Regions from separate parts of the Mus musculus genome. Here region 2 is linked to region 1. Evidence: chromatin contacts called from ENCODE POLR2A ChIA-PET data. All regions are on one chromosome and are shown on one strand. Each heading gives the region's core, a stretch centred on a gene start or an enhancer-like site at or near the end of the contact. The rest is flanking DNA. Distances are from core to core; before and after follow the strand shown. Region 1 holds the start of Rnf213 (ring finger protein 213). Region 2 holds the start of Eif4a3 (eukaryotic translation initiation factor 4A3).

The links. ChIA-PET counts read pairs that join two places held with the same protein, here RNA polymerase II (POLR2A).
Region 2: POLR2A ChIA-PET joins it to region 1 with 32 read pairs in Patski. The contact joins the promoter of Eif4a3 here to the promoter of Rnf213 in region 1. POLR2A ChIA-PET finds 5 or more read pairs at or near these places in 3 of 5 experiments (Patski and embryonic stem cell).

What each region holds. Positions count from the first base shown.
Region 1 is chr11:119,387,515-119,392,878 of GRCm38, forward strand. It overlaps Rnf213 (ring finger protein 213), which reads left to right and starts at 2,585. Exons shown (of 68, transcript NM_001040005.3): 1 at 2,585-2,612. Mir1932 (microRNA 1932) reads left to right here and starts at 2,958; the gene lies at 2,958-3,047.
Region 2 is chr11:119,296,420-119,302,249 of GRCm38, forward strand. Eif4a3 (eukaryotic translation initiation factor 4A3) reads right to left here and starts at 3,624. Exons shown (of 12, transcript NM_138669.1): 1 at 3,409-3,624; 2 at 1,386-1,458. The coding sequence starts at 3,577.

The DNA.
Region 1 (5,364 bases), core at 1,335-3,834:
ATCCTTAGAAGTCTTGGGAGTCAGGAAGAGATAAGGAAGGGGGGACTATAATTCAAACTTTTAGGGTCTTAGGTGCCAGGAAGGGATAGGGAGGAGGAGGTGACCGGCTCCTAACACAAGGCCATTTGGCTTATTAGGTGGGAAACTGCTTACTTTCTCACGATATGGTCTCCGACACCTTCCTAGTTCCTGGGTTAGTTAGGAGGCTCTCTCCACTGTGCTGACCCCAGTGTGGTAGCGTGGCTCTAACAGGCTTCTTCAAGGCAGCTCACCCTACCATGGTCTTTGCTGTTACTAACGCTGATTGCACAACAGGTTATAGGAGGAGGAGGCAAAATCCTGGGGCTTCTGGCTCTGGTAGGTACAGCATGAAGGCTGCCAGAGTGTCACTACAGGCAAAGGGCCCCTGTATTTGCAGTTCTGAGCTGCAGTGCTGGGGCAGCCACACAGTTCCAGAGAGGGACCAAGGCAGACAGCACCACAGAAGGACTCTCAAAGTTTGAGGAGGCAAAATGACAGGAAGAAGCTGGAAGACTAGAGAGAGAGGCTGAGACAAGGGCATGGTAGGAGCAGAGGTTGAGAGAAGGAGATGCCATGGTTGCTAGAGAGCCAAAGCCGAGGGTGAAGAGCAGAGTGCTGACGCCCAGAGCGGGCACGCTAGCTGGACTGCTGGACCAGGGCTCAGTAAGCCTCTGCCTTGAACAAGATCAACAGCTTTCAACTGTGAACACACAGAGTGCAGACCTCTAGTTCTCAAGGATTTGCATCATAAACCTATGGTTTGGGAATAGGATGTGACCTCTGAAATCCCTAACAGAGTGCCCATCTGAGAGTTCATTCAGGCAGAGCAGATGCTCCTCTGGACAGCCACACCCTGCAACAGCACCTTACTGAGCCCCCCCCCCCCCCACCACACCACCACACACACAGATGGTAACAGGGTGTTTCTGAAGGAGCTCTGCTCTGTATTACATAAGACACCCATGGGTGGCTTTTCCAGCAAGCTAACAGGTTCGTCTCCCAGCCTCAGGAGGATAGTTCATGGCATGCCCTCCATGACTCCTTTCTCCAGGTGCTGATGAGTGGCTGAGAATCTCTTAGCTACTTTTCTGTTGCTATGATGGAACACCATGACTAAGGCAACTTATTAAAGAGATGGTTTGATTGGGCATATAGGTTCAGAGGGCTTAAGTTTATTATGATAGAGGCAGGGCACAGAGCCTGTGGCTGAGAGCTCACATCTGGATCTGAAAGCAGAGAGTATACTGGGCGTGGAATGGGCTTTTAAAACCTCAAAGCTGCCCCCAGTGACAAACCTCCTGTGGAAAAGGCCACACCTCCTACTTCTTCCCAAACAGTTCAATCAACAGGGGACCAAGTATTTGGACATATCAGCCCATGGAAGCCATTCTCACTCAACCCCACCACCCCCAGAGGAGGGAGGGAACCCATTAAGTGTAAAGAATGACCATAAGGAACAAACTAAGCCACAGGCGGTTCCAGAAGACTGTCTTTGGAGCTCCACTTGCATGCTGTGGCTCTAATACAACAACATAAATAAGTGCAATTAAAAAAAAAACTTTAAAAATCTGGGAAGATGAGGGTCTGGCCCCGAGGTGCATAGGAGGAAGACTTTGAGAGAGCTGCATGGAGGTTTGGGAACCGAGATCAGTTGGTACAGTGCTTGCTGAGCATCCAGAAGCCCTGGGTTCCATTCCAACATAAGACCAGCCATGGTGGTATGCACATGTAGCCCCAGCCCTTAAAACACAGGCAGGAAGTCGGGCGTGGTGGCGCACACCCTTAATCCCAGCACTCGGGAGGCAGAGGTAGGCAGATTTCTGAGTTCGAGGCCAGCCTGGTCTACAAAGTGAGTTCCAGGACAGCCAGAGAAACCCTGTCTCAAAAAACCAAACCAAATCAAACCCAAACCAACCAACCAACCAAACAAAAAGACACAGGTAGGAGGATCAGAAGTCCAGGGCCATCCTCAGATACTGTGGTACTTTAAACAAGAATGGCTCCCATAGGCTCAAGATATTTGAGTGCTTGGTCTCCCCACACTTGCTAATACTTAGTTAAAAAGCTTTGGGGGCAAAGGACATGACTGAGACTCACAGATGAGAAAGTGCAAGCACACAGTGTGGCCGTCCACTAGCAATGACTACTGCTAGCGGCTTTTGGTGGACTTCGATGTGATGGGTTGCCATCACTTCTTTGCCATCACTCTACTTTGCATGCACGCAACCTGTAGGTGAACACTCTTGCTGTCCTCCAGGTCCTTCTGTGGGTGGCTTCAGCTTGGCTAAATCCTGGATACTGTCCAAGGTGCTGGATGTCTGGGGCTAGAGGTTTGAACCTATCAATGGTCACCCATTCAGGGCGGTCCGTCCTGGTTGGGGGAGAATGTGCAACCCTGGTGCAAGAGCCAGTGAGATTTCGAAGGCCGTGGGCACGCAGCGGCTGTAGTCGCTCTGGACAAGCGAGCTAGGCCGGCGCCACCAGGCGGGGAATTCCAGCAAGGCTGTGCGCCAAGGAGGCGGAGGGGCGGCGCCGGCCCCGTGACCCCTCATCGAAGCGCGCCAGTCCGCGCGGGCGCATGGGCACTGCAGGTGCGAGCGAGGGGCTTCGGGGTTCCAGGATCTGGTGCTGGGCTAGGAGCGGGATGCAAGTCCAGGGGCAGTGACGCGAGGCCTAGGGTGCGGGATGTGGGTCTCAGGGACGCGCAGGGACCGGGGTGCAAGGTCCCGTTGGGCAGGGCGCGGGTGTTTCGGGCCAAGGGTCCACGGGGCGACATGCGGAGCTCTGGATGCTGTTTCATTGGGTGCCGGTCCTGCTAGGGAAGAGTGGGCCGGCGGCTCATGGCCCCTGTGGTCACAGTCCCTGAATGGTGCCTGCGTCCTGATGCGCCGGCGCCCAGCGGCCACTTCCTTCATGTTCCAAGTTTCGGTTTCACTGCAGGCAGCCGGTCCAGCCTGGCCCTGAGTCTCCGACCCCATTAACTCTCGGGTTGCGGACAGCGCTAGGTCGGCCCTGCTCCCCAGCAACACCCAGGAAGGTCGGGGACCCCCAACCTACACAACCCCGTGTCCTCGCGTAAAGCGGTCCCAGGCTCCGCCCCGGAATCTGCTCTCACCAACTGCAGCAGAACTTTTGCGAGCCAGATGTCTGCCCTCACCAACTGAAGCCAGAACTTTTTCGTGCCAGGCGTCTGTGCCCAGGGCGCTGATCTTACCTAGGTCAAAGCCGGGAGCCTCCCCTGTCCCCGAAGCTGCAGCGAGAGGTGCGCTCGCTCGCAATGGGCTAGCCCAAACCCATCTGCTTTTTTCTTAGTCTAGCCCGGGCGGGGGGTGGAGGGGAGGCACGGGAAGGGTCCTCTAGCTGGTGGAAAGGAGAGGCGGTGCCGCTGGCCGCTCACTTGTGCAAGGCTGCCTCTAGTCCGGGCTTCGCAGTTTCCAGGGGGGGAGGCACGGGAAGGGTCCTCTAGCTGGTGGAAAGGAGAGGCGGTGCCGCTGGCCGCTTACTTGTGCAAGGCTGCCTCTAGTCCAGGCTTCTCAGTTTCCTGAGCAGCACTAGAGAACTGACTTAGGTGGTGTTGGCTTTGGGCACACCAACCGAAAATTGTAGTAGGAGATAACCTGCCACCCCGTGGTGTGTTTCAGTTTGTTCTGTGAGACTCATGGTTTGAGAAGCAGAACTTTCTTTCTCCTCCTCCGCCCCCCCATTTTGTTTTTGTTATTGTTGTTTGTTTGTTTGTTTTTTTGGCCTTCAAGACCCGGTTTCTTTATAGCCCCTGCCTGACGTGGAACTCACTCTGTAGACCAGGCTGGCCTCGAACTCACAGATCTGTCCTGCTCGGCCTCCCCAGATTAAAGGCATGCACCACCACTACCCACGAAAAGCAGAGCTTTCTTAAAAGAAATTTACATCTCTCAAGAGAGGACAGAGGGCTGAGGCAGACCACACTTTTACCTGAGAAAGCACTTGTTCAATGCCACCACCTTGTCTAGCTCCCAACCTTCATGAAGCCTGTGACCCCAGTTCTCAGCCTCTGCCCTTTCCTGTAGCTCCTGTTTGCTAGAAAGCCTCCAGTCCCAACTCCCATTCTTAACCATTCTTAGTTTGTGGGTTGCCCACAAAGGATACATAGTTACTCTTGTGTTTCCCGCAGTTTGTGGGTTGCCCACAAAGGATACATAGTTACTCTTGTGTTTCCCGCCCCCTGCTTGCTTGTTTTGGTTTTAAGAAGTTCTTTGGAGCCCTGCCTGGCCTTGAATTCCTTATCTTCTGCCTTCACCTTTCAAGTGCTGGGGTTACCAGCATGGGATTCTCTGCCGGGTTTTTGGTAGCCCTCCTCTCCCACGTCTATGTAGCTTATAGCCCAGCCAGAGAGTCTGGAAGTGCAGAGGGGAAGGCAGGACCTAAGTGGTGGAGTTATTAAAGGTGTGCGTGAGAGGGAGGTGCCATGACCAGAGGGACGGATCTAGGGGTCTTTGAGGGGAGGCATAGTAAGGATTGCGGATTGGCTGTGGCAAGTGGGGCCAGGAAACGTCCACAAAGTTTACCTCCATAGCCTAGTCCCAAAGTGCTCACCATGTAACTGTGACCAAGCCAAAGGTGGCCGCCAGACACAGGTGGGGAGGAGGGGCGGGGCCAGCCGCAAGCACAGGAAGCAGAAGTGGAGTCCAGCCCAGGGGCGTGGCCTCTGCCCCTGCTGAATGAGGCGAGGGTGACTGGTGTGCTTCAAGTAGCCTGGATCCAGGGTTCTCAATCCTGTCCTTGGCCTGGACTACCTATGACCTTGACCCTGGTTTGGTGTCACTCACTAGACCCTGAGAAGGGTGGGAGACCCTCAGCAACGGAGTATTTCCTTTGCTAGCAGCCCTAGCCAGGCCACTTGAGCTAGGTGACCCAATGCTTTCAAAATTGGACTCCTGTGACTCCCCCAACCCTCACCTTCGGGTGCCTGGGGGGGGGGGGGAGAGACAGTGTGAAACACACAGCCCCAGGGCAAGTCAGCAGTAACTGGCATGCAGGCAGGTGGCTTTTCCCGCTTGTCACATCAGGGTCCCCAGCTGGCTGGGGCTCCGCGGGGGATCCTTCCCTTTAATAGCCTTTCTTTTTTCTATTATTATTATTATTATTATTATTATTATTATTATTATTATTATTTTGGTTTTCAGAGACAGGGATTCTCTGTGTAGCCTCTGGCTGTCCTGGAACTCACTCTGAGTTCTCAAACTCAGATCTGTCTGCTGCTGGGATTAAAGGTGTGCCCAGCAGCCTCCCTCTACTTTTGAGCTTCCCTGGGCTTCGGTGGTGGGCAGGGGCTGAGGCTGGAGGGGGAGGGGCAGCAGGGAGTTG
Region 2 (5,830 bases), core at 2,374-4,873, 90 kb before region 1:
GCTTAGGGAAGAGCTGATCTTTTAGCTGGACAGAAAAGAACCCAGTCAGGGGTTCCCAGAGACCAGAGGGAAGGGAGGGAGGGGAGGCGGGAGGGATGAACCGAGAGGACTATAAATAAGGAGAAGGTGTAGAGAAACCATGTGAAGAAACCATGAGGAGAGACATGGACCAAATCGAGCCAAGGCAAAACCAAGTGTCGAGTAACAGGACATTTGTCTGGGTGTCAGCAGCCTAGCCAGGTGAGTACATCTCAGGACCTGCCCCGCTTAGGCTTGCAGCTTGTTAATAAAAACACCAGGTATCTGTGTCTTCATTAAGAGCTAAGATGGGCTAGCCCAGGCTTAGCAACACCAGAAGTTATCTGAGAATAGGGGCACAGGCACTCTCCCAGGCATTACTCTTACCTAAACACCTTAGCTGCAAAGATGTGAGGCCAAAGTACAAAGTCACATTTTTATTTTTAATTTTTATTTTTACTTATGCATCTGTGTGACTGAACACCACTTGTGAGACTGCTTTCAAAGCCCGAAAAAACTGGACCCCCGAGGCTGCGGTTATAGGCACTGTGAGTCACTAAGACACAGTGTGTGTGGGTACTAAGAACTGAACCTGGGAACAGAGCGAGCGATCTTCACAGCCCCCACAGACACAAACTGCTAAAGGCAGAATAAATGGGATGTGCAACATCAACAACAACTCCCAGAGGAGGCAGAAGGGGCCGCTCCCTTTAATACACTGGCTCCTACAAGTCTAAGTATGACTTAAAAGGATAACTGGTTGTTTAAAATTTTGGAGTACAGTTCAGTAGTAGAGAAGGCCCTGGGCTCAGTACTTAGCATGCACCTTTAATCCAGGTAGCAGCCAGAATTCTGAGTTGGAGGCCAGCCTGGTCTACAGAGTGACAGCCAGGGTTACAGAGAAACCCTGTCTCAAAGGAAAAGAAAAGAAAGCTAATGAAAAAGTATCTTGGGCTGGTGAGATGGCTCAGCAGTTAAGAGCACTGACTGCTGCTCCGGAGATCTTGAGTTCAAATCCCAGCAACCACATGGTGGCTCACAACCATCCATAATGAGATCTGACGCCCTCTTCTGGTGTGTCTGAAGACAGAGACAGTGTACTTGGAGATAATAATAAATATTTTTTTTTAAAAAAGGAAAAGTATCTTATACGAATTCATAAATCTACACTTAGGACTTAGGATATACATCAGTAGAGAGTACTTGCGCAGTGTGTAGTGACCTTGATATGACCCAGAACACCAGCAACGCCCCCAAACACACAAGCAAAACAAACTGGCATAAACAAACAAACAAACAAATAAGCAGGCTCAGCTTCCCACAGCTCTCCCCATGGACCCAACTCCCTCTCAGCACCCATAACTTACTGTGCAATGACATCTCTCCCTTTAATTATCTGCTTGATAGCACGCTGCTGAATCGCTGAAGGTTTTTCAAAACCTAGAAATACAAAGAGGAAGAAACTTAAGTCCCAGGACTGTGACTGCATGAACTACCCAGGGGACACACACTGCTTCTTACGCCAACCCTAGGCAACCCAGGCAGGACCAAGCACATCTTTACAGCCCAGCCTACGAGATTACCTGTGAAGTCTACTACACCAACACTTGGAAAGTAGAGGCAGGAACACCAGGAGTTCAAGGCCAGCCTAAGCCACATGAAACCTCCTCTACAAGCAAAACCACAAACCCGGAAGCACTGCAGTTGCCCCTTCCTGCCAGCAAGCACTCGAACTTGTGTTGCTCGAGGCTCCAGAGTACTGAGCCTGCACAGGGGTGAGGTGAGATGCCCCGTGCTTGCCTGCAGGCAGCCCCATCCTAGGTACCTACCACCCCACCTGCTGGGCATTACCACCAGCAATGAGAACAGAATGAAGACTACACAAGGCTGTGCACCCTGTTAGTCCCAGCAGAGAGGCTGAGCAGGCGGATCTCTATGAATTCAAGGCCAGCTGGTCTACAGAGTGTTCCAGGACAGACAAGACTATGTAGAGACCTGTCTCAAAACAAACAACAACAAAAACACAAGTACTTTCCAAATAAGCAGACATAATTTATACAGAAAAGATGTTGTTGGTTTGCTTTGGTGTGTGTGGGGGTGGTGGGGGGGTGGTGAGGGGTTGTTCAAGATAGGGTTTCTCTAAGTAACAGAGCCCTGGCTATCTTGAACTCACTTTGTAGACTGACCTCTGTCTCCCAAGTGCTGGGATTAAAGCTGTGAGACTGGCTTGTTGTAGTTTATTTTTACACTCTTTTAAGATGTAGCTAGTGACACTTGCCAGCTCAACACAGGACTTGTAATGCTATTCTTGGCTGCCAACTTGCCTACATCTGGGATTACCGAAAACCCAAGCTGGGTATCATTAAAAATGGGAGGGACCAATCTTCCTGGTCTAGTGAGTTCCAGGGCAGCTAGGGCTAGGTAGAGACCCTACCTCAAAACAACAACAACAACAACAATCCTGGCTTGGTGTGGCACACCTTTAACCCCACCATCTGGGAGGCAGAGGCAGGGAATCTCTGAGTTTGAGGCCAGCCTGGTCTACAAAGAATTCCAGGACGGCCAGGGCTCCAAAGAGAAAGTCTCAAAAAAAAAAAGGAAAAAAGAAAAGGACAGAAACAAAAAGACAAAGCTCATTTGGCCTCCCTTAAATGCTCCTAAACACACACCAGCAGCATGACCGACCATTCACTCAAAAAAAAAAAAAAAAAAAAAAAATCCAGCTCCAACTCAACGACAACATCAGCATCTCTCTTCTACAGTCCGGCCATCACCCCCGCCTCCTCTTCTAACTCCAAATCCAGACACCAAGATAAACTTTCAAACTGTAAGCCCGATCCTGTCAATTTTGCTTAGAGCCCTGCAGTGGCTTCCAGCGGTATTTAGGAATGAATCTCAAAATCTTTACCCAGGCGTTTAAAACATGACAGGGGGTTCTTTTTCTGTTCCTGGCACAGGTCTGGCCATGGCTTCGAGAAGCCAGGGTCACCCTGGTGATTATGAACGCCTCTGGGAGCTCTCTCTCGGCTCTTTTAACTGTCCCCTACCAATCTACCTACTCTACCCAGCTGCTCATTCTCTTGTTTTCCCAATTCCCACCGCCTGAAGCACTTTGGCTTCGTGTTTTTCGCCTCCCTAGAAAGCTTTAAACTCCCTAAGGCGAGAACCCACCAGACTTAGAGCCGCGACTTCCCCATCAAAGCTCGGGGCACCTCGGGGGACACACATGGCGATCCGCTCGCTACACGAGCCACTGAAGAGCCTGGCTGACTGCAGCCCCGGGGGAGCAGGCCGGAGCTCTGGGGCGGAGCCGCTCGTCGCCGCCGGGCCTAACCCCGTCCTACCGGGGCCCGGCCCCCAACCTCCCCCGCCTCGAGGCCCGCGCCCCACCGTAGGCGTAGATGCCGCGCAGCAGGTCCTCTCGCAGGCCCATGGTGTCGAACGTGGGGGTCACGTCCACCTCCTCGCTCGTCTCGAACTCCACTTTGGTCATGTCCTCCTCTTTGAGCAGCCGCTTCCGCGCCGAGCCAGACGTCGCCATCGTGGCGTTAGCCGCCATGATCCGGATTCCGCAGAAAGACAACTGCAAGCCGCGGCGGGAACCGGATGTAAGGCGCGCGCCGCCGGCCCGGTCGGGAGGAAGTGACGCGCCGCAGCGCCGCGGAAGAGCGTCAAGAGGGGCGGAAGGCACGGCGCTCCAGGTCTCGCGATATTCCGCGCTCCGCGGGATTCGGCGAGAGGCTGGGCTTGCCGTCGCTAAGCGCCTGCGGCTCTCCGTACTCTCGGCTCCTTGGATGTCCGCAGCCGGCTCGGGATAGGGATGTGGGTCTCTGGGAGGAGCAAGACGGACGCCAGGGTGTCCCCGAGGGTACGGGGCAAGGGAAGATGGCACCGCCCGATGGGCTCCGCGCTCCTTCGCAGCTGACTGCGTTGCCATGGCAACCGCAGCGCTAAGCGGCGGGAGAATCAAGCTGCTCGCCCGGGGTGGCTGGGGAAATCAGTGGGGACCGAGGGGAGAGCAGGGGCCGCCTAAGCTGCCATCACATCTGAGAATCCTTCAGAGCCGCTGACCCCAGTCACTCTGAAGAATCCTGATTTTCAACGTAGGCTCCACAAGGGCTTTGCTCCTTACTGGGGCACGTCTGTCTGTCTGTTTTGTTTGTTTCTGAGGGTGGATCGAGCCGTACCCCGAGTTCTAGCAAACATTCATTTGCACTTGGCCTCTTTCCTTTTTTCTGCTTTTGAGGAAAGATGACTAAATCGTTAAGAGCCGTTACTCCTCTTCCAGGGAACCTTGTTATGCTCCAGCGCTTAGACCGTGTGACTCACAACAGCCTGTCTTCCCCAGCTCCAAGCGATCCAGTACTTCTGGCCTCTGTGGGGGCCACACTCACACAAACACACACTAACACAAATCTTTTAAAGCTACTATAAGAAACCTCATTTTGTGTAGATATGTTTCGTTATAACCAGATTATCTTTTCATGGAGAAGTTGTGGGTTGCAGTATGTCCGCCCAAAAATAAATAAATAAATAAATAAATAAATAAAACAAGTTATCACCTCCTTCCCTAGAGAGCTCTGCTCTTGCTCTGGTATCAGGATTTGTCCAGACCAGGTAAACGATTGAAGACACAGAGCTGGCCACCCTTCTGGGACTAAACAACTGAGTTCCAAGTTCTCTTGCCTTCTCACTCCACAAGGATTTATTCCTGGTGCTCATGCAGTTTGGCAAGCCTGACTTTAAGGGTGGTTTTGCAATCTCTGCTGTAAAGTACACGTGGATTTTAATGACCTCCTAAGAAAAGAATGGAAAGTCTCCATTTCATACTGCCTGTTGAAATGAGTCTAATTATAGTTTGGGGATACTGTTTAAAATGCAGCTTAATTGCACTGTTTGTTACTTCATCAGATGTAACAACTAAAAAGGGCTTTATTGTGTTCCTATTGGGCCACTCTGCTCACATATCTTTGCCTATTGTGTCTGCGTATATTTGTGTATGTTCCTATGGTATGTGTGAGGGGGCAGACCCGTGCTACAGATGCAGATGCAGAGGTCGGGGGACAAATGTGGAGAGTGTGTTCTTTTCTCCCACCTTTAGTGAATTCCAGGATCAAACTCACTGGGGTCATCCCTTAACACAAGCTGTCTTCCCACCTTGCTGTAATTTCTTAGAGTACCCAAGTGATTTGAAGACCTTGGTTTTCTGTAAATCAGTAAGCAGCTGTAATCTATCAGTTATGAACAGTATGCCTTTGTCACTTGCCTTGTTAAAAGTATCTGGTCGACTTGGTTACATTGTATTTTATGCATAAATATCCACGTAAAAGCAACAGTCAAGACTAAGGTGGTGTGTATATACCCTGTGACCCCAGCACTTGGGTGGTGGAGGCAGGAGTGCCCAGAGATTGAGGCCAGAATGGCCTAGGTAAAGACACCGTCTTTATCAAAACAAACCACAGTAAGGGCTAGAAGGATGGCTCAGCGGTTAAGTGCACTTGCGGCTCTTGCGGACGCAGATTCAGTTCCCAGCACGGCTTTCATATAACTTAACCAGTTCCAGGGGACCTGATGCCCACTTCTGACTTCCAAAACCACCTGTATGCATCTGGTCCACACACATGCACTCATCATGCAACTGACAGCCCTGTTTGACAATCTACAACTCCAGCGCTTAAGCTGACAGATTTTGTTTTGTTTTGTTTTGAGACAGGGTTTCTCTGTGTAAGGACTCTGGCTGTCTTGGAACTCACTTTATAGACCCAGGTAGCCTTGAACTCAGATCTGCCTGCCTCTGCCTCCTGAGTACTGG